2 separate regions of the Homo sapiens genome follow, and region 1 is linked to region 2. A link is a loop called in an ENCODE intact Hi-C map of the cell type or tissue named here. Cell type or tissue: OCI-LY7. All regions are shown on one strand.

Evidence for each region. Hi-C counts contacts between places; a loop is a spot of excess contacts. Peaks named below come from ENCODE experiments on the same cell type or tissue, not always from the same donor. Only the 100,000 strongest peaks of a DNase experiment are listed, where the experiment ranks them.
Region 1: it touches region 2 in a loop (2.4-fold over the local background); 1 of 110 quality-filtered maps calls a loop at or near these places.

Annotation. Positions count from the first base shown.
Region 1 is chr11:115,222,055-115,224,554 of GRCh38, forward strand. All of the region lies in intron 5 of CADM1 (cell adhesion molecule 1), which reads right to left. Among named protein-coding and RNA genes, the nearest start is that of CADM1-AS1, 170 kb to the right of the region's middle. RefSeq lists an enhancer at 486-1,294. In OCI-LY7, no CTCF peak of the experiment used is centred here; DNase peaks (open chromatin) are centred at 597 and 1,237; H3K4me3 peaks cover 2,326 bases; H3K27ac peaks cover 2,481 bases.
Region 2 is chr11:115,938,582-115,941,081 of GRCh38, forward strand. All of the region lies in intron 4 of LINC02703 (long intergenic non-protein coding RNA 2703), which reads left to right. Among named protein-coding and RNA genes, the nearest start is that of LINC02703, 20 kb to the left of the region's middle. In OCI-LY7, no CTCF peak of the experiment used is centred here; DNase peaks (open chromatin) are centred at 1,340 and 1,660; H3K4me3 peaks cover 1,468 bases; H3K27ac peaks cover 1,545 bases.

The DNA of each region.
Region 1 (2,500 bases), 720 kb before region 2:
CCAATATTCTGAAACACCAAGGAGTATGGGGATTTGATGCTTGTGGATCAAGTGCTAATTGTTTCAAGTCCTACCAGGGAGAACTCAAGGGCAGCATGAGCACAGATGATATCAGAATGTCTGGGTAGCGGGTCTGGGTCAGCCCCTGTGCATTCAAGTGAGGAAGCATTGACTGAAGAGTCTTTGTCAATCATGGAGGATTATTGGAGTTTGGAGTAGAACGACAATGCAAAGATTAACCTGAGATTTGGTGAGTGTTAGAAGCTGTTTGAGCTCAAAGCAAGAATCAACCCCTACAATATGGCTGTCTAAATTGTTGGGGGAGGACAGCTTTGCAACTAAAGGAGGGCAATGTCTAGCAATGCCAGGTGACTGGGATTGGTGAATGAACGGAGTCACACAGAGCTCTCAGAGGAGTTAAAGAGAACATCTTGCAAAATATTTGCTTTCTATTGTCATAATACATTCATGAATAATTTTCACTGCCGTTTATTTTGTTTGTTTGCAAGGTGAAGAACCTCCTGCTGTTACATCTGTTGTTATGACTCATAGTACTGAAACTGGGCTTCCTGAAGAGGGCTGAACGATTGTGAGTGGGATGAGTCAAATCTGGTGGGACTGACGTAAGACCAATACCACAGTAGAATGCAGTCTTCTCTTGCTGCAACTTTCAGGTAGGTTTGTGGGTATTAGAATTACTGTTTACAAAAAAGAATCAAATTTGATCCCATGGTGTGGTGGCAGAAAGCTTTGTTCCCACTGCTTTTTAAATGGGGGTACATACTCACAGAATATTCTTCCATGTCTTGGAAGCAATTCTCATCATTTGTAAGCAAACACTGGGCAAGAAAATCCCTATAGCAAGATTTTCTGTACAAGAATCTTCCCTCTGTAACAAGAGAGGGGTTTTTTTGTTTTGTTTTGTTCTGTTTCTTGAAGTCTTGGTAACTAGAACGGTGCCAGGGACTGGCACACAGTAAGCATTCAAGACATAGTTGCTGGATGAATGAATGAAGGAATAAGTGAATGAGAAAGTGAAGAAACATTGGGGCATGGACTTCTCCTTCCACCTTTACTACTGATTAAAAAATAAATAAAATCAGATCACGAGTTCCCGTTAGTCCTCATCACAGAATATAATTTTGTTTTTCTTTTGGAAGGTCAATCCAGCCGCCCAAATCAGAGGTTCAGCCCAGGTGTTCTGCTTTACATATTTCCACTTCACCATACATTTATTTAGCACTTCCGATGTGTCTCTAAGTGGTGTCTTACAGGAAATCAGAAAGGATGTTGTTTGACCATTCCTTTTAGATTTTTAGATGCCAGCTTCACAACTATTTAACCTTCCACACAATCAAAATTTAACCTTGAGTTAAAAACCATTAAGTGAAGTATGTGCATTAGAAGACTGGTTTCACTATGTAAGTATTCAATGTCCACAGCCACACAGACACATCTTTTACAAATACATTAAGGTCAGTGAGATGAGAGGAGGTGGTTCTTAGTAAAACAGGCCTCTTTCTGCAGGGTATGCATTCAGAAGGCAGGTATAAAGGCAAAGGCTTTTCCCTTAAGGGTTATTCCAGTCTTGCTCACGATGTATTTGCCCAACACTCACTCTTTGTATTTTGAATACTGGTTACTCAGCCTCTTGACACTTTTGGTACTGCAGATTGTATCACTAACAATCTATAGTCCTTATAATATCAGGAACTTGGAACCAACACTACTCTGTGTTAACACAAAGAAATAATAGGTTAAAAAATTAGCTTCAATCGGGGTTCTTCATTCCTTGATTATTTCTCATAAGGAATCATAAATACTAAAATAACCTCCCTGAAACTCAATTCACTGCTTTAAAAAAAAAATAAAAGGGAGAGTGGGAGGAAGAGCGTATTCCGTTTAAAAAAAAAAAAAAAAGAGAGAGAGAGAGAGAGAGAGACTGGAGATCAGAGAGAAACAGGCCAAATCTGAAAACGCCAGCTATTATGCTCTGAAGAATACAACCTGGAAACAGAATTGATGAGGGAGAGGATTTGACATAGAAGCTGCTCTTGGGAACTAAGTGTTATCCTCCACTCCAAATAGGAAAGATTTTCTGATTTCCAGGTTTTCCTCTCTCCTTCAATGCAGGGCACTATCGATACCAGAGAAACATTTATTTTGGCACAGATAAAGAACAGGTTTTGATCATCTCCTCAATGCCCAATTTTCCTCCAGTTGAGGGAATGAAAGAAAAAAAAAAATCTACCCTTCTCTGGACCTTGGATGAACAGGGCTATGGATTTATAAAATACCTAGCTACATTCAGTCAATAAAACTCATTTTGAAAATGATGCCCACGTATACAATTAACTGTCAGATGATAATCAGAGCAGGCATGGCATTCAAGCACCCATTTCTAGAGTCTTTGTTTTCATTCTTCTTTTCAAAACTCATCTCTGAGTTTTCTTTCTTTTTTTAAAATATGCACAAACACAAAACCCTCAAAAAATGAGGA
Region 2 (2,500 bases):
AGAGCTTGGAGAGGAATGGAAGGAAATGGGAATTAAATATCTTGGGAATGTCTTCAACCCAGGCCATTTTCTGTCAAATCTCTGCCTTAAATGATTTTCTACATTTTTGTTAAAGATATTCAGATTCCAGTTACTCTTGCAATAAGCAATCATGCCCCAAGCCTAGGAAAGAGCCTGGCACCAAGCAGGCACTCATTAAATGTTTGCTGAGCTATTATTAAATGCTCAAGTCTTACTACCTGGAAGTTCTTCCTTATATCCTGCCACCAACGTATTTCTTATAGTGTGGTTAGCTGATGGTTTCCGTATTCTCTAGCAACAGTTCTTAGCTTACTTGTCAAAACACACTGGTTTGCCTCATCTGTTTTGAGGTACACTGCAAGTAATTTGTTACCAATAATAAAACATCACATCTGAGAAGGTGATTTTGTAAATAGAGAAAATTCGAAAGAGTGCTTATTGTAACGTCTCTCTTGCTTTACTTGCATTTCAGTTTGCTTTCTTGAGTGGGAGGGTGGTGGTAGAGTCACAGCTGGATAACAGGGGATTGTGTATCACCTCTGTTAAGGCAGTGGGTGTGTTCGGAATATGTCACTTTCACCCGAGTGTCCTGACTAAGGAGAGAAACAGCTATGAGACTCACCGTTGGAACATTCGCTCCTCCACATGGAATAGATGGCTACATCTTTAGCTTTCTCCTTGCCAGGATAAACATTCACAGATCTGCCCAGTGGCTGGACATTCAGCACATTCCTGAAGAGTATTTTAATTGGCTGAGTGGGTCTCTGAGGACCTGCCCCCATTAGCAGGAGAGTGATTCCTGAGTGTTGCCCAAACATAGCAAATGCAGCTGTGTCCTAACAACACAGTCCTGGGGACCTCTGGAACCACATCTCCCTCCACAGCCTTGGCTATTTCAAAGAGATCATTAACAAGGTAGAATTGGATGCCCAGAAGGTCACTGCACAATATACATTGCTACTGTCTTTTAATGGACTTTCTCCAGACATGGCGATTCTTAAACTGCAGCTTCGGCAGCTGCTAAGGACAGGGAGAGCCATGCTGTCTGCAACCAGAGCCACCCTGCCAGTCCTGTTGAAGCAGATCTGAGCTTGGGCAGATGGATCAGGCTTGGAGAGGGGAGGAGGGGAAGTGGGTTTAAGGGGAGGGGGCATCAACAGAGAAGCTAGGCAGCCCTCAGAGGACTTTGTTATTGATTTAGCGTGAGGACTGAAAGTGGCAGGCAGGCAGGTGGCAGGGGCGGGCAGGAGGGGAAGACAGGTGTAGGCAATTGTGGGCAGTGATTAGCTGGGGTGGTGCAGATGTGGCTGGGGGTGTCAGCTGGTGGTGATTAGCATGGGTGCTTCTGAGAAGTGTTGCATCAGATGGTGGTTTCAGAGTCCAGATGTGAAAAGCCAGTGGTCCCTGCCTTCCCCTGCTTCCATACCCCTTTATACTCTCCCTACTCTCCCGAGCACGCACTTGCACTTTCACCTTCCCTGCCACAACCACCCCTTTCTGGGCATTCCTCTCTAGGTGAAGGGCATGGACATCAGATTGTTCTCCCCTCAGTCTTCAGTTTTTCAGCTAAGTTCTGACATGACGACACAGACTGAACACCCTCAGACACCAGGCAAGACGAAATCTACATAATAGGTCAGTGAAGTCATGCTTATTCCCATGAGAAATGCACCTGGTGACAGAGGACTTTTATACCCCAGTGTCTATTTTGCCTGTCCCCCTTTTTATAACCTGCCTAAAATTTTTATTAATATTAATATTTGTATGTGATTACAGTATATACAAAAAGTAAATACGCCAGCATAACTCCCACCCACATCAAGAAATAGAAAATTCCCAGCACTCCGTTGGACCCCATTCCAGCCACTAACTTCTACCTTTGTCTCCAAAAGTGATCACTTGACTTCAGTCACCATAGATTCATTTTGACTGTTTTGGAACTTTATATAAATGGATGCATACACAGTACATTATGTTGTATCTACCTCTTTTTGCTTAATAATATGTTTGTAAGCAACCGTTTGTTCTTTTTCATTGCTGCATATTATCCTACTTCTAAGTAAATCGCAATTATCACTTCCAGTGTTGAGAAACATTTGGGCTGTTTCTGGATTGGGGTTATATGAATAATGCTGTTCTAATCACTTTAACGGGTTGTTTAGTGGTTATACACATGTATTTCTATATAGTTAACAGTGAAATTGCCAGAATCATAGGGCATGGGTATATTTAGCTTTAGTAGAAACAATTTGATAGAAAGCATTTTGCAAAATGATAGTGCCATGTCTCTACTCTGATATCTCAGGACTAGCTTGCCCTCAGCCAGAGGCCCAGGAGCTGGTAGGAAACTAGCCACCATCAACAGCTGCCTGTCTCGGGCATTCTGTAGGACCCACTGTAGGACTTTTGCTCACCCATTTCAGCATTTGGTTCCTTATATTCATCCTCTCCTAAGTCTTGGCGCTTACAGACTCTCACA